Linked DNA regions of Homo sapiens: region 2 is linked to region 1. Evidence: read pairs that join two places in POLR2A ChIA-PET (ENCODE). Cell type or tissue: Panc1. All regions are shown on one strand. Each heading gives the region's core, and the rest is flanking DNA. Links, peaks and the distances in the headings are about the cores only.

Region 1 (6,545 bases), core at 1-5,000:
GTGCTCTGGAGCAGAGTGTAGCAGGACCACCTGCTGTTGGCTGACTGACCTTGCTGTTCCCTCAGACTCTTAGGGACCTCCTCCTGCCCCACTCCAATCTGGACACCACGAGGCAAAATGTAGCCAGGACCCCAGGAATCCCGTTTATTAATGAATCAGCTGTTAGGGCAGATGTCAAAGTCAGGCTTGCTATTTCCCGGCCAGGATGTGCCTCCCCTGGCTTGTTCCCAGAATTTGCGTGTAAGTGGAATTCTTGTAAATTAGATTATTCAGGGGACCCTGACATTTAAAGGAATCATGTTACAAGGCTTTTGGTAAAGCACAGAATTATATTGTCGGTAGCAGCCTTCAGGCCTTCAGTATTTACCAGTTCTGAATGGTTGGACTTTTGTCTGTAGGATTTTCTTAGAGTGGAAAATGGCTATAGCTGCACAAAGCCCATTCTTGCATTATTTGGCAACCAGTTAGTCAATGCCCACCTGGTATCAGGCACTGGGCTAATGGTGTACAAGGTAATGTCTCTACCCCCAGGAAGCTGCATGCTGGGAGAGGAGACGGATGGAGTCCAGCCTGGTATGTGTTTGCCCCCAGATTTATTCTGTTCATTTGATCAGAGGTGAACTTTCTGTTGAATATTTGTGTTTCATGGGATGCAAGAGAAGCATGGTGATAAATCTCAAATGTTGCCACTGCTCTCAGGAGCTCCCCGGCCAGGCGAGAGAGAGAACTGAATACAAAACCTTCAGTTTGCCAAGTTGGGCGGTGAGAGGGAGACAGGCTTGCTCTCGCCATGGTCCAGTCTGAATGGGAGTTGTGCCAGCATGGTGTGGAAGAGTAGTAGTTCGTTTTTTAACCTTTGTCTTTAATTTTCCCAGCCACCAAGTGTTTTTTGTTTTTTGAGACAGGGTCTCGCTCTGTTGTCCAGGCTGGACTCAAACTCCTGGGCTCAAGCAGTCTTCCCACCTCAGCCTCCCAAAGGGCTCAGGTTATAGGTTATAGGTTATAGAGTAGTTTTGAATGCCGTCCTCTCTTGAGTGACTGATGGAGGGCTGTGACATGGTTGCTCCGGTACCTGCTGGCAGAGGGGCAGGCAGCCCACCTAACCTGGTCCTTACGCCATCAGACCATAGCAGCCACCAAACCCAGCTACATGGTGACATTCAGATTGGTGGCCCTTTTTCCTGTCAGCTACCCGGGCACATCTAGCAGTCTTGAGGATTGGCAGGTCTGGTGGGAAGAAGAATTCATTCTTCTTCTTCTTTTTTTGACACAATGTCTCACTCTGTTGCCCAGGCTGGAATGCAGAGGCAGGATCATGGCTCACTGCAGCCTTGACCTCCCAGGCTCAAGTGATCCTCCCACCTCAGTCTCCCTAGTAGCTACTAGAATGTGTGTATTTTTGACAGAGATGGGGTTTCTGAGCCGTGGGCTTCTTTCTCCTTCCGGCAGTGTTGTTCCCAGTGCTGGGACACCAGTGTGGGAGCTTTGTGGTCAGCTTGCGGGGAGGGTGTTATGTGCAATATTTAGAACTAAGGTCCTCCCCAGCCTGTTACCCCAAAGGGCTCCCTGATTGGTGAAGTGACTGCTGCCTTTCTTCATTGTGGCTGAAACCCTTGTGCGTGAACAGTAAAGTGAGGGGTCAGTCTGCGAGCGGATTCAAGAATCTGAAGAGGGAAGCCAGGTGCAGTGGCGTGCGCCTGTAATCTCAGCTACTTGGGAGGCTGAGCAGGGAGGATGGCTTGAGCCCAGGAGTTTGGGGCCAGCCTGGGCCACATAGTAAGACCCCATCTCAAAAAAACAAGAATCTGAAGAGAAGTTTAAGCAGGCTTCTCTCTAGGCACAGCCAAAGGATTCTGCTAAGGGTGAGAAGACCCAATCACGGATCTAAGAAGAACCCCGTTGCATCTGTTAGAAGTATTCTTGAGCTGGCTGGGCGGGGTGGGCCTACTGCTTCTGGAAAGTTCCTTCTCTTTCAGGACAGGTTCAGAATATAGTAGTGCAGAATATAGTTCTGGGGCCAGTAACAAATTTGACCAATGAAAAATCTTGGCTGGGTGCAGTGGTTTCTGCCTGTAATCCCAACACCTTGGGAGGCTGAGGCAGGTGGATTGCTTGCAGCCAGGTGTTTGAGACCAGCCTGGGCAACGTGGCAAAACTCCATATCTACAGAAAATACAAAAGTTAGCCAGGTGTGGCGGTATGTGCCTGCAGTCCCAGCTACCCTGGAGGCTGAGATGGGAGGATCACCTGAGCTGTACTCAAGTCTGGCGACAGTGAGACCCTTTCTAAAAAAAAAGAAGAAAAAATTCTCCAGCTTGTCTTGTGTTTAGTTTCCCTTCTCTTTCCTCATAGTTGCTTCCCAAAGGCCTCGTGCTCCTTCTCAGGGCATTTTCCCGTTTCCCTCTGACCACTTCTCTTGAAGCCCCTAGAGTGTTCCTGGGTCTTAAGCTTTGAGTTGTGTTTGAGGACTGTACCCGAGTTCCATATGTGGACTCTTCCGTGTTGACCCTGTAGCTCCAGGAGTCAGGCAGACGGTCTTGGACCTACGATTTGTCAACTTTGGCGACAGGCATTTGCTAGAAGCCCCCTGCTCTCCTCGTGTGGAGGCAGCACGTGCGAGGCGGTGAGCTGCAGCTCCCAGTCAGCTGCGCGTTTTCCACCGAGGGTATTTTCCCTTTACCATGGGTTTATCAGGATGTAGCAGCTGCTGCTGCTGGGATTCCTACCACCCACTGTTGCTGTGTGTCCTCAGCACGGCCACTGCCATTCTCACTCTGCCTCCTTTAGGTTAGGCCTTGGCAGTGTGGGAAACACATCAGCCGAGAGTTGGTGCCCAGCATGCACTCGAGGCCACCCTCATCCAGGCCCCGTCTGCCTTTCCGAGCTCACCTTCCACAGTCTTCCCCCGCTCCACTCTCCGCCCTCTGATGGCCCATGCTGTCCCACGGCTGCTCCCTCTGTCTGCCCCACCCCCTCCAGCACTCCCTGTGCTTGGCTGCCCAGCTCGGGCTGCCTCCTCCAGGCGGCTGCCCCTATCTGCTGTTGGGAGGAGATTCCTCTGCCCTTTGAGTGTCCTCGACACTTTGTGGGTCCATGAGAATCCTTATTTTTCTGCTGTGTATTTTCTTTCCCTTTGTTCTTTGTCCTCCTGGACTAGAGCTCTCTGAGGTCTTGGCAAGCCTCACAGCAACTAGAACAGCCCCTAAGCGTGGTGTGCCTTGGTGACAGCACTGTGCCTTGGGAAGCTTATGGCAGAATGGCCACCCGTGGAGCACGGAGCCGCCCAACTGTCATCGCTGTCCTGAAGGGTGAGGTGGGCCTGGGCTCTGCTGCCAGGACCCAGCTGAGGCTTTCTAGTTCTCTCTCCTTCTACCGTGGCAACCGTCTCCTCATCCCCCTGCCATCTCCACCGCCGCCAGCAGTCTTCAGAAGCATCGGTCTTCCCGGGCCACTCTCTGTTGGGCCTCAGGGTGGTTGACTCATTGCTCTGTAGGATGCAGTCGAAACTGCTAGAGTTGACTGTGAGACCAGGAACTGGCAGCCGCGAGGGCTGTCTGTCCTTCCCTCCAGGAGCAGTGCCGTCGCCCTCCACCTACTGCGCTTATTCTTGCCCATCCATCGGTTTCAGCTTACGCGTCCCCTCCTCAGGGATGCCTTCCCTGGTCCCCGCACCCGACTCCACTTCCTCCCTCCGTGCTCTGCTGGCACTGGCGCTTCTCCTCTGCAGCCCTCCCTGCAGGTGTGGTTGTGTCTGTAGAATTGTTTTCTGCCTGGCTGGCTGCCTGGTTCACAGCCCGGTGCCTGGCACAGAGTCCCCACTCCTTGTTAACGGAGGACTGGACCCCACCGTGAGTTGTTGCTGTGCTCTGAGCCAGAGGAAGGGAGGCGTGGAAGCTTCCCTGGCCCTCCAGGGTCTGCTGGTGCTCTCGGCTTTGCGGTCGTTTCTCTTTATTGATCAGGGTTTTCTGTGCCCTGAAGCCACTGAGTCAGGTGTCATATAGAGCATATCAAGAACTTGAAGCCAGGCCAGGCACATGGGCTCACACCCGTAATCCCAGCACTTTGGGAGGCCAAGGTGGGAGAATCTCTTGAGGTCAGGACTTCAAGACCAACCTTTGTAACATAGTGAGACCCCATCTCTACAAAAAATAATTAGCCAGGCATGGTGGCACACAACTGTAGTCCTAGCTGCTCCGGAGGGTGAGGTGGGAGGGTCTCTTGAGCTCGGGAGTTGGAGGCTGCATTGAGCTATGATCACACCACTGCACTCCAGAAAAAATAAAAATGTAAAAGAACTTGAAGCCAGGACTTGGGGCGGGTGCTCTGAGTGCAAAAGACAGAAGATGCTGTTATCCAAGGGGTAGAAGCAGATTTGGGGACCCTGGACTTCTCTCTGCACTCAGCAGGATGTGTGACTTGTGAAGCCTGGTGTGAGACTGGCCCTCTGCCCTGGGGGCCTTTCTGCCAGGTCCCTGGCCCGCTGACTCACGCCCCCTTCCTTACCCAGGAGAGTCGCGGTTGCTGATCGTGGTGCTTGAGTAGAGCCGTGGTTGGTGACAGCATGACGAGCGAGGTGATAGAAGACGAGAAGCAATTCTATTCCAAGGCCAAGACCTACTGGAAACAAATCCCACCCACGGTGGACGGCATGCTTGGGGGGTATGGCCACATCTCCAGCATCGACATCAACAGCTCCCGGAAGTTTCTGCAGAGGTTTTTGAGGGTAGGCAGGTCTGGCGTGCTCTCCAGGAGAGGCTGTGGCTCTGGTGGCACTGCCGAGTCCATGTGGGGTGCCACCTTTTACACATGTAACACTGCAGGATTGTTGGCTATCTCTTGGTACCTACCCCAAAGCCTTGAGGAGCTGGGCTGGGTGGGCACAGTGGGGTAACTTCTAGATTGTGGACTTAGCCTCAGGGTTACCAGACAGGAGCTGGCTGTTAGGCAGAATTGAGGTGCCTGAATTGGGCAAACCTCTCTTCAACTGTTGGGTTTTGCCAGGGACGAAACCCTTGCTCTCCTGCCATGTCCACGGGTGTTTGGACTGAGGGTGTTGGCTATTCTGGACGAAGACTCCTAGTTATGTGCCATGGTTTCCACCCTCTGCTCCACCCCCAGCCTTTTCTGTACCAGGCTGGGACCCCCAGTCCTGGAGCCCCCCACCTTCTTGTCTCATGGCTGGCACTGGAGGCTGCTGTTGGCCACCTGCTCCATCCAGCGCCTCCCCTCCCTCCATGTTCCCTCTCTGCACCCTTGTTCACCTGTTGCCCCGCTTCCATTCTCCCCATTCCTCTCTGCCGTTGTTTACCTGGAGACTCAGGAGAGATTAGTGCACCTGTTCAAGTTATCACCTTTAAGTGGAAATTAGCTTTCATTTAGAAATGTGTGGCCCAGGGCAGGGGCAGTGGCTCACTCCTGTCATCCCAGCCCCTTGGGATGCCAAGGTGAGAGGATTGCTTGAGCCCAGGAGTTTGAGACCAGCCTGGGCAACAGACCGAGGCCCCGTCTCTACAAAAAATACAAAAAAAAAAAAATGAGTTGGGCATGGTGGCGCATGCCTGTAGTCCCAGCTACTTGGGAGGCTGAGGTGGGAAGATGGAGGATGGCTTGAGCCCAGGAGTTCGAGGCTACAGTGAGCCATGATCCCACCACTGCATTCCAACCTGAACAGAATGCAGAATGCAACCTGAACTTTCAAAGATAAAGGAATGTGTGGCCCAGCAGTGTGTCCTCCCATGCTCATCCCCTCGACTCCGTACAAGCTGGCAGCCAGCACAGACCTCCCCACCAGTGCTCAGCTTGTGCGGAGTCCTGGAATCCTGACTTGAGTCTAAGTCCTAGGGCTCGTGAGGAAGGGCCGCACGTGCGGTGACAGGGTCCCTCTGATAGGTTATATGCCTCTGCTTTTCAGGAAGGCCCGAACAAGACAGGAACGTCCTGTGCCCTGGACTGTGGAGCTGGCATTGGGAGGATCACCAAGCGGCTGCTCCTGCCGCTGTTCAGAGAGGTGGATATGGTCGACATAACGGAGGACTTCCTGGTTCAAGCCAAGACCTACCTGGGGGAGGAGGGCAAGAGGGTGAGGAACTACTTCTGTTGTGGGCTCCAGGACTTCACCCCGGAGCCGGACTCTTACGACGTGATCTGGATCCAGTGGGTGATAGGTGAGGGTTCCACCGCCCTTCCCTGCTCACCTGTATGTCTCCTGCCACTCGCGTTCCCCATAAGGTGTCAGGACCAGGGCTTTGCACTCCTGCAGCAAGTGGGCCAGTGAGGATTCCCCACCCCGCCCAGGCCCACCCCCACCCCGTACTTCCCAGGACTGAGGGACAGGCTCGGCCTAAAAGGTAGATTTCTTCCTTCTAGGTTTTGTTTCAGTTGAATACCTGCTACCATCCATTTGGGTGCAGTTTTTTGTTGAAAAAATTTTAATGGCCAATAACTTACTGCATTCAAAGTGAGGAGTTTTATAAGGGTTTTATTTTTAATAAGATGAATAGTTTAAGCTTCGTGTCTAGCCCTGCACCCTCTTAGCCTAACAGCAC
Region 2 (13,291 bases), core at 1-5,000, 450 kb before region 1:
CCTCATTCAGAGCTGTACCCCAGAACATGAATCTGGGGGCCCAGATGGGGAAACAGGGCAGGGATGGAGGTGGATTTCCACCTACAGGTTGGGGGCAGAAGGACCAGGCCCCTCACATGGGCAGCTCCTCGTGGCACCTCCTAGTCCCCCACAAGGTGAGTTTGGGGATCTTTGAAGTTCCTTTCATTCACTGGGGCCAGCTGAGAAGTGGTCAGCCTCTTCTGGGTGGCCCCATCCTCTGGGTCTGTTGGGGGCCCACACTCTGTCTCTCCTCTTTCTCAAGAACTGAGAAGTGGGCTAATGGGGAGGGCTCAGCAGTTGTGCAGCTTCATAAAAACCCTTGGTCTTTTTTGAGGTGGGCTGGGAAGGGGAGGCACCACAGCTGTCGTCAGGAAAACCTTGCTGAAGGAGGCAATGGAACAGCTGCACTATTTGGTGCCCGGGGGAGCGGTGTGGCTTGGGGGGCACATAGTAGGAATTCACAAACGTTTATAGAATGGGTGGTTTGCATGCCAGGCTTCTGCTGGGATGCATAAAGGTTCAGGGCAGCCAGTGTGTGCATGTGTGTGAGAATGTATGTGCCCACGTGTCAGGAGAAGGTACCCTCAGATCTGCACCCCACGAAGGGGAATAGGCCCAAACGAGACAAGGATGAAGGGCTGGCCTTATTTCTCTGTACACCTGAGAAAGGTTGGGGATCTCACCTTTCCCCCTGGAGCTGGGGAGGTTACATCTGGCACAGAGTCACTGCTCCCTGGAGGAAGTTAATTAATGCCTCAGTATTTACCAAGTGTCTGCTGGGGCAGCATGGAGCTGGGGCATGGAACCGCTGGGGACCTGGGCTCCCATCAAACCCCAGGTGGTGTCAGCCCTCCATCAGAGCAGTTAACACTTCACAAGTGCACATATGTCTGTGGACACCTTCTGGTCACCCGGGCTTGGTGGCAGGGGACATGGTTAGGAAGGCCCCTGATCCACAGTGGGATTTGCCCTGTTGGCTCCCGGGGGTTAACTTGGGGAAGGGGTCCATAGGCAAAAAACTGTATTGGGGTGTTGTGTTGGAGGAAGTGGGAGAGAAACTTGGAATTCACACATTCATTCATTTTTCATTTGCCTGAGAGATACTTCCAGAATCCTTCTCTGGAGTCCCTGGGAATGGGTCAGGGAACAAGATGTGATTCTGCCTTCAGAAGGCCACGATTCAGAGGGAAGCAGACAAGCTAGATAGACCAGAAAATACTGAGAGCTAAGTCTGTGATTGGAAGGACAGGGCTGGAGGAGGGCAGGTCCAAGGTCCAAGGCTGGTCTGGGAAGTGAGAAGCTGAGACCTGGAGACCAGGAAGAGGGGGGATCTTCTAGCAGCGAGAACAGCAACGAAGGGGCCCAGCCAAAGGCCGGGTCCACAGTGGGCCCTGACCTGTGGCATGAGTGAATCAATGAACCTAAGGATGCAGACAACATTGCTAGTTTGAAGGGCCCTGGAGACCAGATTGACCCCCAGCCTCAATTTCCAGATGGGTAAACTGAGGTCTGGAGAAGAGGAGGGATGTGCTCTGTGTTCAAGACATGGGACCACAGCTGGGGTTGGAAATCAGACGTCTCACCTCCGGGTCCTGCCTCTAGCTGCCCTAGTGCACTGTGTCTCTGGCTGGGAGTGTGGCTTGTTCCAGAGGGGTGGGGACCGAAACCCAGGGCTTCGGGCAGTGGCAGGGAAGGCAGAGGGTGTGGCTGGCCACAGGGGTCACTGTTGAGTCTTCTCTTTCTTAGGCTGAGGAGCCAGTGGCGCTGTAGCTGGTGGACACTGGGGAACGAGGCTAGGGCTGCGGATCTGGGGTAGCCTCCGCTGGCCCCACAGAACTTGCTCCCTGTCACTGGCCCGGGTGGAGGTTAATGACCCCCGCCCTTCGCTGTTGTCTGTGTTTTCCTAGCATAGTCCTGGGCAATAGGCCTAGTGCCCAGAAAGCCACTGTGGCCCTGGCTTCAAGGACCTTAAGTGTAATGAGAAAGACTGACAGTGGTTTGGCTCTTCTTGGAGCTCTCGCTCTTACCAGGCACTGGACCAAGTCTCCCTGAATTTCCACACCAACCTTTGAGGCAGGTTCAGTTATAATTCCCATTTCATGGATGGAGCAACCGAGGCACAGAGAGCTTGGGTGAGTTGCCTGTTCACACCGAAAGGAAGGAGACGTCACAGGGCTCTGGGGGTGGGGGGCGGGGCACTAGGAACTTCGGGAGAGGAATGAGGCTCTTTCGTTTGTCGGTCCTCTGGGTGAATTCTGCACTTGTCCATGGAGTGTGCATAGGGTACAGATGTGATATCTCACATCTGGGGTCCCTGCTCCAGCATCTGGCAAAGGCTGCGTGTTCATTTGTTCATTCATTCATTCATTCATTCATTTATTCACCATGGGCTGAATGCTGGCTAATGTGTAGGGGCTGTGCTAAACTGTGAGGAGCAGGGCAGGCAGATGTCACTCCCCTGAGCCATGCTGAGGCATCCTTGATTCTTTGGAGCCAGATCTGATTGACTAGTGGTGTCTGCCTGGAGCCCTGGGTGCTCCAATTGATTAGTGATGTCTGCCAAGGGCTCAGCTGGAGCTTTTAGGGCAAGCCTGCTGGGAGGTGCTCTGGGGTGAGGATGGGGTGTCCTTCAGTGCTCTGCACATCTGGGTGGCCTAACAGATAGGGTGGAGACTGGGGGGATGGGGGCTGGAGAAATGGGTTCTAGCTTCAGATTGGCCTTGTTATCCTTAGGGAACGCAGATTGCTTCTCTCGGGCCTCAGTTTCCTCATTTGTCACCTGACTCACAAGTGCTTTGAACGTTGAGAGGCACTGTGAAGGGATTAGTACTGAGCTGAGACCGGAAACTTCCCCTGCCCTCTTTTCTCCTTTCTCAAGATCCTGCCTGGAGCTGAGCACTCTGGGCAGGCCAGAGTTAATCCTGGGCCGGGCTGGTGTGTGTGTGTGTGTGTGTGTGTGTGTGCAAGAGTGTGTGTGTGAGTATGCGTGTGTGCATGTGAGTATAAGAGTGTGTGCATGTGTGTGCACATGTGTGAGAGAGAGTGTGTGTGTGTGTGTGGTGGTGGCAGCTCAGCTTTCCTGGCTGAGTTGTTTATAACTCACTCAGTACAGACCTTTGTCCCTTCCCCAGCTCAGCTGGGAGTTTCTAAGGAGTGAGAAGCTCCTTGAGTCTTAGGAATCCTATAATTTTTTTTTCTTTTTTTTTTTTCATTTGAGTGGTGGGAGCTGGCGTACGTGCCTCTCTCCTCCCCACTCCCCACTCCATGAGTAATAACTGTAGACACCATCGTGTCAGGCCCAGGACAACGTGTAACATGTATTATTTGTCATTAATCCTCCAAAGGATCTCACGAGGCGATGGTACTGCATTCCCCCTTTCCCAGACTGAGACCTGGGGAAGTGAGGTTGCACACCTGGAGCCACACCTCTCTCGCTGCTATGTGGGTCCCATCCTCTGGTCTGAGCTTCATCCATCTTTGCCAGCTGTGCTTCGCCCTGGCTCTTTCCACCATTCATTCATTTCCTCACTTGCTCAGTGGTCCTTTCACAAATATTAAGTGCCTACTGTGTGCCACAGCAGCCCCTGCCATCGTGAGCCTCATGTGCAGGCATTCCAGATGGAAAAACAAGCAAGCAGTAAGTAAGCAGATAAATAAATAAGCTTGCGAGGAGGGGATAAGGGAAGTCAGCCAGGCTTGGGGTGGGGCCTAGAGGGAGGGGAGAGTGTCTGGCTCCCAGGCCTCCCACCACCGTCTGGTGCTCCCTGGTGGGCCTGTCCCCCTTCTCAGCTCCCAGACTCTCCAGCCGTCGGTTCTGAAGCTCAAGCTGCACTGGTGCCCCTCCTGCTCCCCACCCTAGTGAATTCTTAATGCTACTTGCACGGAACAAAGCAGTTTTGGTTTTCGTTTTGAGAGCATTTCTCAAAAAATCATTTCTCAAGTGTGTGTGAGGAGAGAGTAGGAGAGCACAGCGAACCCCGGCTGTCTGCCCTCAATTCCTCTCCCAAGCTCCTTTTCATTCCTGTTTAATTTTTTTGAAAAAATGGGGCCAATTAGAATTTCAGTTCCTGACCTTGTGTTGGTGAAAGGGCACCAGGCAGGGCCCTTGACATCTGTGTCCTGTGTCCACCCAGCCCCTTGGGGGCTCAGGCGCTGTCATTGCCTTCGTCATACAGATGAGGAAACTGAGGCATAGGAAGAAGTTTCCGGTCAGGGGCCTCCCACCGAGTGGCGGACTGGAGCGGGGCATGATCCATACTCAGACCTCTCAGCCAGCCTCTTTCCGTACTCCACACTGGCTAGCCCATCACACACACACACACAGACACACACACATGCACACGCACACATCCTACACATACACAAACATGCATGCACACACACGCACCCAAATGTACACATGCTCACAGAAACATACACAAACACATGCACACACCACACATGCACACACAGACACACAAACATGCACACACATGTGCACACACAAACATGATGCGCACACCCACACCCACATATACACATGCTCACACGCACACACACCCTGCACACACCACATATGCACACACATGCACACACAAACATGATGTGCACACAATGCACTCACATATACAAATGCCCACACACATGCACACACACACCCTGCACATACACAAATGCATGCACACACACAGACACACAAACATGCAAACACATGCACACGCACACACCCTGCACACACACACACGGCACACACACATCGTACACACACAGCACACACACGCACATGCACTCACACACACACTTGGGGCTAAGTGAGCTGCCCACAGTCACAATGCCGGCCTCAGGAGGGTAGAAACGAGGGAGGGCGCCTGGCCTGTGGCTTCAAAGGGGCAGAGAAGAGGAGGGAGAGAGATGTGCATTGGGGAGAGTGGAACCTCGTGGTTTGAGGAGGGGGCAGGGCCTTCTCCCAGAACTGACCCCAGAATGTGGCACAGTGGGTCTCTCTGTCTTGTGTCCCGGGTGATGGCCCCCAGTACCCTCTCCTTAGTTTATTTCCTGAGTACTTGCCGTGTCCTCGCCACTAAGTTTTTTGCTTGATGAATCATCTCTGTGAATCCTCCTGATAGAATCTGCAGCAGAGGTACTTTCATTACCACGCCCATTTCACAGGCCGGGAGGCTGAGGCTCAGAGAGGGTAAGCGACTGCACCTTAGACTGGCTTGTCTCCACAGCCAGCTTGCTTAACCCTGACACCTGGCAGGGGAGGGGCGGGGGGCAGGCACTTAACGGGAAGCAGAAGGTGGCTTCCAGGACTCAGAATGGAGGCGCGGGAATATCTGTGTAACCCTGACAATCCTCTACGCTGCTCTTGCTCATTCTTGCAGCCTGGTTTCATGGGTTCCTAGTGCTCTGCTCCGTGGCTGCTCCTCCAGGGACAGCTGCAATGGCCCAGCCTGGTGTCTCATCTTCCCTTCTTGCTGCCTTCATCCTTCCTCATGGCAGCGTCTCTCCTCAGTTCCTGATTTTTCTGCTTGGCAACGAGGACATCTTATTTATTTATTTTATTTATTTAAGAGGGAATCTCACTCTGTTGCCCAGGCTGGAGTGCGGTGGTACGATCTTGGCTCACTGCAACCTCCACCTCCTGGGTTCGAGTGATTCTCCTGCCTCAGCCTCCTGAGTAGCTGGGATTACAGGCGCACGTCACCACATCCGGCTAACTTTCGTATTTTTAGTAGTGATGGGGTTTTGCCATGTTGGTCAGGCTGGCCTTGAACTCCTGACCTCAAGTGATCTGTCCACCTCAGCCTCCCAAAGTGCTGAGATTACAGGTGTGTGAATTACAGGCGTGTGAGCCACCACACCCGGCCCAACGAGGACATCTTTAGTCCTATTGCCTCATTCGTAAGAAAATGGAAGGGATTTTTATAAAGGGCTGTGTGAGATGAGCTATGCTTTGTTGCAGTAACAAATAATTCCTGCTGGACAGTGTGGTTCACCCAGCTACTCTGAAGGCTGAAGTGGGAGAATCTTTTGAGGGCAGGAGTTCAAGACCAGCCTGGGCAACATAGTAAGACCCCTGTCTGTAAAACAAAAACAAACTTCCTGCATCTTTGAGGCTTGATCCAATGAAAGTCTCCTTCTTTCTCTTTTTGAAGGATGTTATATGGGGAAGCCCTAATTGGCATCCCTCCCTTCCATTGGCCAGAGCTGGGTCATGTGTCATCAGCTAGCTGCAAGGGAGCCTGGGAAATTTAGTCCTCAGGTGTGCTCCAGGACTGGCAGCCCTATTTCTCCACATCCAAATGACCTGGTTCAGTGAATACACAGCGTTGCCACTGACACAGGGCCTTGAACAATGAAAAAGTGGATCTTTGACTGGTTCATTGATCACAAAAATAAGCTATGATGCTCTCAGCTGGTGGTAGGGGTGAGGGCATAGTGGGCACCTCTCATCACACAGCTACTAAGAAAATGTTTATTTTTTAACCTGTCTGTCCATCTCCCCCATTAGACTGTAAATTCCCTGAGGACAGGTCCATAAGTCTCTGCTTGGCAGCTTCCTTAGTCCTTGACAAATAATAGATGCCCAATTAGTATTTTCTCAATGAACAAACATTGCCTTCTTGAAAGGATTTTGGTGAACAACTGTTTAGCTTCTCATGCATCAGATGTGTACAAAAATATATTTTCACATCACAGCAGTCTAGCATGAAGCCCTTTTTTTTTTGAGACAGGGTCTTGCTCTGTTGCCCAGGCTGGAGTGCAGTGGTGTGATCGTGGTTCACTGCAACCTCCGACTCCCGGGCTCAAGAGATTCTCCCGCCTCAGTCTCCTGAGTAGCTCGGAATAAAGGTGCACGCCAGCATGCCTGGCTAATTGTTGTATTTTTTTTTTTTTTGGTAGAGATGGGGTTTTGCCATGTTGCCCAGGCTGGTCTCAAACCCCTGGGCTCAAATGATCTGCCTCCTTAGCCTCCCAAAGTGCTGGGATTACAGGCATGAGCCACCATGCCTGGCTGAAGGCCCTCTTTTAAAAAAAGTTTTAATCAGTCTTGTCCTTCTGCTAAGGTTGAGCACTGCTGTTTAATCAACAAGCATCATTCTTTTATTTTTCTTGAGACAGAGTCTTGCTCTGTCGCTCAGGCTAAAATGCAGTGGTGCGATCTCGGCACACTGCAACCTCTGCCTCCCAAGCTCAAGTGATTCTCCTGCCTCAGCCTCCCAGGTAGCTGGGATTACAGGCGCCCAACAACATGCCGGCTAATTTTTGTATTTTCAGTAGAGACAGGGTTTCACCATATTGGCCAGGCTGGTCTTGAAGTCCTGACCTCAGGCGATCCACCCGCCTCGGCCTCTCGAAGTGTTGGGATTACAGGCTTGAGCCACTGCACCCGGCCCCATTCACTGTTGATTCATTCACTGATTCTTTGATGACTAGAGGGATGGATCGATTCACTCCTTCAGCGGACATTTGTTGAGTATCTACTATGTCTGATGCCCTTTCCAAGACAGAAGAGAAGGGGAAGGGACAGTGGCTTGCAATATACCCACAGAGACGGGGTTTTCTAATTGTCTAATGAAATCGATAATATTTAATTCTATGAAACCACAGCTTGATGGTCTCACCGTAATATCATACACTGAATTTAATCTATTCTAAGTCACCACCTTCCTCCCATATCTAACATCTCTAAAATTGAGAAGTGTCTTACCATTGATAACACCTTCGATTTGGCAAAGTCAGGCCATTATACTCATTGGACTAGTTAACGTTTATCTATCTATCTATCTATCTATCTATCTATCTATCTATCTATCATCTATCTATCTATCTATCTACCTATCTGATGGAGTCTTGCTCTTGTTGCCCAGGCTGGAGTGCAGTGGCGTGATCTTAGCTCACTGCAACCTCTGCCTCCCGGATTCAAGTGATTCTCCTGCCTCAGCCTCCCGAGTAGCTGGGATTACAGGCGTGTGCCACCACACCCCGCTAATTTTTGTATTTTTAGTAGAAACGAGGTTTCACCATGTTGGTCAGGCTGGTCTGGAACTCCTGACCTCAAGTGATCCTCCTGTCTTGGCCTCCCAGAGTGCTGGGATTACAGGCGTGAGCCACCACGCTCGGCCTGTTCATTTACTTTTTTATAGCCTAAGTGAACACTGAGATAATGAACATTTACAAGGCAGGCATGACATACAGCATGCCCCATCATCTCACACTTAGTGACTAGTTAGTTCTGTCCCTGTGTTGGTTAGGGCGGCCTATTAGGGTCACGGAGAGGGGAAGGGAACCATTGTTTCTTTCGAACTGAGTATATATTTGGCAGTGTGCTTGTTCATGACACAAGATTTTTAAAAACACCCCACCAAGCGCTTGTATCATCTCCATTTTACGGGGGATTTTAAGAGACCAGGGCTTTGCTGGAATCCCTCATTGGAAGAGCTGCGGTTCCAACCAGTGCTGCCCTATTCCGGAGCCCATACTCTGAATCACCCTCCACTGCTGCGTGCAGATGCCCACGCTGGGATGCAGTCGCCAGCCCCATTTCGAAAGAGGGAACTGAGGTCCACAGAGCTCACCTGCTCTTCTTAGACTCACAACGTCAGAAAGTCATAGGGCTGGGGTGTGAACCCCAGTCTCTTATTTCCCAGAACCCAAATGCTAATGGCTCTACTCTCCTGCATCTGGCTTCCCCAGGGCCTTAAAAATGAGGCTGGACTGACAGGGGGAGGGTCCTGAGACCAAGCCTGGAAAGGGAGTCTCTTTGAGCCCTTCTGTCTTTAAGATTCGGGATGAGGATGCCCGGGGCATGCCCGCCATGCCCACTAGGTTAGTTTTGGGCCAGAGGGAATCAGATTCTGATGAAGCTGAAAAGGCAGCTGATAAAATGAGTGACAGCAGCCTTTCTTACAGCATCAGAGGGGCCCGGTGATGGGAGGCGATCCTTGTGAACATTTTAGTGGGACTTAAGCAGTTTTGGAAACTCCATAACTAAATTTGATTGTAAACAAGCATGAGAATAGGCTGGGTGGGGTGGCTCAGGCCTGTAATCCCAGTGCTTTGGGACAGCAAGGCAGGTGGATTGCTTGAGGCCAAGAGTTTGAGAGCAGGCTGGGCAACATAGCGAGATCCCATTTCTACAGATAAAAAAGACTTAAACAAGGCCAGGTGCGGTGGCTCACACCTGTAATCCCAGCACTTTCGGAGGCCGACGCGGGTGGATCACGAGGTCAGGAGTTTGAGACTAGTCTGACCAACATGGTGAAACCCAGTCTCTACTAAAAATGCAAAAATTAGCTGGGTGTGGTGGCAGGTGCCTGTAATCCCAGCTACTCAGGAGGCTGAGGCAGGCGAATTCCTTGAACCCGGGAGGCAGAGGTTGCAGTGAGCTGAGATTGCGCCACTGGACTCCAGCCTGGGCGACAAAGCGAGACTCCATCTCAGAAAACAAACAAAAAACAACAACAAAAAAAATCCAAAGACTTAAACAAAACTTTAAAAAATGTGTATAGCTCTGACAGTAGGCTTTGTGCTGAACTCCCTGGCATGGGTTCCACCTCTTCTCTGTTGAGGAAGAGTCCTGCGGTTTAGGTGGTATTGGCCTCACTCCCCAGTTCCAGGACTGGCAGCCCCATTTCCCCACTGGGCAGGAGTGGGACAGAACCCAGGTCTAAAGACAACCAACACAGAGTTTAGGTACTATTTGATTCCTATGAGGTAGGAATTTCCATCAGCTCCATCTTACAGATAAGAAAACTGAGACTCAGGCTGGCTGCAGTGGCTCACGCCTGTAATCCCAGCACTTTGGGGGGCTGAGGCGGATGGATCATTTGAGGTCAGGAGTTTGAGACCAGCCTGGCCAACATGGTGAGACCCCGTCTCTACTAAAAATACAAAAATTAGCCAGGTGTGGTGGCGCATGCCCGTAATCCCAGCTACTTGGGAGGCTGACGCGGGAGAATTGCCTGAACCAGGGAGGCAGAGGTTGCAGTAAGCCGAGGTTGGCCACTGCACTCCAGCCTCGGTGACAGAGTGAGACTCTGTCCCCCCTCCAAAAAAAAATGTGGAGAGGAGACACATGGAGATGACTTGAATCTAACCCACAGCTTGGAACGTGGTTTGGCTGATTCACAACTTGGAACAAAACTACCCAGTTGAGCCCAGGCTAGACCAGGCAAACTGCAGTCAACTTACAGACCCATGAATGTGAGAATAAATGTTTGTGCAGGCCTTTGAAAATTTGACATTGTTACACAGCATCCTTACGGCAAAAGCTGACTGGTACATAAATATTAAGTGACTTGATTAAGGCCATACATCTGATTTGTGGAAGAGCCAGAGTCTAGAATTTTGGCCTCCTTGGACTCGCCAGCCAGCGCTTATCTGGATGCTTCAGGAAAGGCATCAAATTGCAACCAGTAATGAGAAGAGCACCGGAGGTGACACTCCCTGTAGGCATCGGGGCTTTTTCTAGCTTTCTTTCTTTCTTTCTTTTTTTTTTTTTTTTTGGAGACGGAGTTTGGCTCTGTTGCTCAGGCTAGAGTACAAGGGCACAATCTCGGCTCATGCAACCTCTGCCTCCCAGGTTCAAGTGGTTCTCCTGCCTTAGCCCCCCGACTAGCTGGGATTATAGGCATGGACCACCATGCTGGGCTAATTTTGTATTTTTAGTAGAGATGGGGTTTCACCATGTTGGCCAGGCTGGTCTTGAACTCCTGACCTCAAGTGATCCGCCCACCTCAGCCTCCCAGAGTGCTGGGATTACAGGCGTGAGCCACCGTGCCTGGCCGTAGCTTGCTTTCTTTGTCTAATGGAGACAGTAAACCTGCTGTACAGAAACACATCGCTGACTACTCTTTGCATTTCATCACCATAGGCAAGTTTGGAGATGGATAATTTTTGGAGGGAAAACTATTAGTAATTTTTCTGTTGTATGAGCTTTAAGGAAATTTGGCAAGACAACTACAGGTTCTCAGAAGTTTTTTTTTTTTTTGAGACAGAGTCTCACTCTTTCACCCAGGCGGGAGAGTGGTGGCGTGATCTTGGCTCACTGCAAGCTCCACCTCCCGGGTTCACGCCATTCTCCTGCCTCAGCCTCCCAAATAGCTGGGACTACAGGCGCCCGCCAACATGCCCAGCTAATTTTTTGTATTTTTTAGTAGAGATGGGGTTTTACTGTGTTAGCCAGGATGGTCTCGATCTCCTGACCTCGTGATCCACCTGCCTTGGCCTCTCAAAGTGCTGGGATTATAGGGATGAGCCACCGCGCCCAGCTGGTTCTCAGAATTTTTTTGCCTTCTCAGAGGCTGTTTAATTGGTAAGCCAACTTTCTGTTTAAAAAGTCTCTTTCTTAAAAACGTGATACATTTTAGATGCATTTGTGAATATGAATTGTCCTTTGAGTGTTGCTTTGGCTGCATCCTATAAGTTGTAGTATGCAATACTCTCATTTTATTTAATGTCCAAATAGGGTGAAACATCAAAATAGTATGTAATTTTTTTTGAATCCCCTCTTTATTTCAGGAGTTATTCGGGAGACGGTTTTCAAGTTTCCACCAAGTTAGATTTTTAAAAATAAATTTCTGTGTGAGGTTGAGGTGAGAGGATCACTTGAGGCCAAGAGTTTAAGACCAGCCTGGGCAACATAGTGAGAACCTGTCTCTACAAAACATAAAAACTTAGCCAGGTGTGGTGGTGTGCACCTGTGCCTAGCTACTTAAGAGGCTGAGGTGGGAAGATTGCTTGAGCCTGGGACATTGAGGTGGCAGTGAGCTATGATGACACCACTGAACTCCAGCCTGGGCAACAGAGTAAGACCCTATCTCAAAAAAATTAAAAACCATCACCACCACCACCAACAATCAATCTCTAGCTGTTAATTTAACATTTCCATTTCATTGTGTTGAGAATGTATCTTATTTAGGAACCCATTGAAATCTTCTTTGTGCCCTAATACCATGATAATTAAATGTTCTGTGGGATTATTATTTTCAAGAGTGCAAGTTTTTGACAGCTCTGAATACCTGCAAATACTTGCAATCCAAGGACTCCCCTCTGCTTCCTGGCATCATATACAAGGATTTGAACTGAAAATTGGGGGGACATTTGTTTTAAGAGAAAATTCCCCAAGTTCCAGCCCAGCCAGGTGTCTGTTTCTGCTGGTGACTTTGGGCTCTTCTGAAGAGCTGGGTTTTGTTGGTTGGCTCCTGTGGTGTTGTTATAACAAACATGAATGAGTCCTGCAAACAGGAGGTCCAAATGGAAGAAGCACTTAATTAATATTTGACTCCTGCTGGGCATGTTTAGGGGTGGGTAGAGGAGGCTGATTTTTGGTTTTCTGGTTTATTCACTTTTCTGCTTTCCCCTCTGCTAATTACTGCATTACGCTCTCCTCTTTATTGATACAATTTGCATTTTAAAAGTGATCTGGGAGATGCGGAAAGACTATTTGGCCACAACGAACTTTTCACAAATCAAATGATCCTCCCCAGCTTCTTGTACGGGCAGTTTCCTGGTCTGCACAGCCATGGCCTCAGTGCTGCGGCCCCATTAGTAGTTTGGTACACCTGGTTGAGAGCGCGGCTCTGCCAGTGACTAGTGTGGAATAACAGTCACCAGGGTTTGCTGGGTTCTCACCTGCTGCTAAGCGCTCCCATCTCATCGCCTTCATGGCTCTGCTGTGGGGGTGGGACTTACACTCCCCCATTTTCCAGGGAAGGAAACCGAGATTTGCACAGGCTAAGCCAGTGCTTCTCAGACCTGGCTGTGCCTCAGAATCACAGCAGGGCTTGTTCATGACACAGAGTCTCAGGAGGGAGGGCCAGGTCACACTGACCCAAACTTGAGTCTAATCCGCACTTCCCTCTTGTCCTCCCTGTCACCTAGCACTTCCTGCCTCCCAGGGGCAGCTGGGGGTTCTCTGAGTTCCAGAAAGAGGGAGACATGGGAACAGGTGAGGACGCAGGGGACAGAGCTGCCTCACGTGCCATGCTGGGGCCCCTCGAGAGTACCCACCTCATTCCCTGCTCTCCCTGAGGTGCCCTGAGACCCGACTGAGCCTCAGCCAGCCTCTTGTCTCCTCTCTCAACATCCAGGGTGGCGAGACTCCAGCCTCCCTCTCTCCGTCCCTCCCCAAGCCCTGCCTGTGCCATGCCCTGAGGAAGACTCTGGAGGAGTGCATGGTCTTATGGGGGAGACAGTGTCTCGGGTGAGCTGCCTCTACAGTCAGCCTTTCCCCACACTCAGAGGAGAGCACCCAGGAGCCAACTCTCAGCCCTCCTGTGGGTTC

What was found. Peaks named below come from ENCODE experiments on the same cell type or tissue, not always from the same donor. Only the 100,000 strongest peaks of a DNase experiment are listed, where the experiment ranks them.
Region 2: POLR2A ChIA-PET joins it to region 1 with 7 read pairs; 28 of 35 experiments call an interaction of 5 or more read pairs at or near these places.

What each region holds. Positions count from the first base shown.
Region 1 is chr9:129,628,143-129,634,687 of GRCh38, forward strand. NTMT1 (N-terminal Xaa-Pro-Lys N-methyltransferase 1) reads left to right here. Exons shown (of 4, transcript NM_014064.4): 2 at 4,508-4,723; 3 at 5,912-6,164. The coding sequence starts at 4,562. It overlaps ASB6 (ankyrin repeat and SOCS box containing 6), which reads right to left. Exons shown (of 6, transcript NM_017873.4): 6 at 6,463-6,545. Among named protein-coding and RNA genes, the nearest start is that of NTMT1, 5.3 kb to the left of the region's middle. RefSeq lists an enhancer at 3,209-3,999. In Panc1, for the core only: no CTCF peak of the experiment used is centred there; no DNase peak of the experiment used is centred there; H3K4me3 peaks cover 309 bases; H3K27ac peaks cover 349 bases.
Region 2 is chr9:129,181,032-129,194,322 of GRCh38, forward strand. LOC105376289 (a long non-coding RNA gene) reads left to right here and starts at 740. Exons shown (of 2, transcript XR_007061813.1): 1 at 740-2,153. In Panc1, for the core only: no CTCF peak of the experiment used is centred there; no DNase peak of the experiment used is centred there.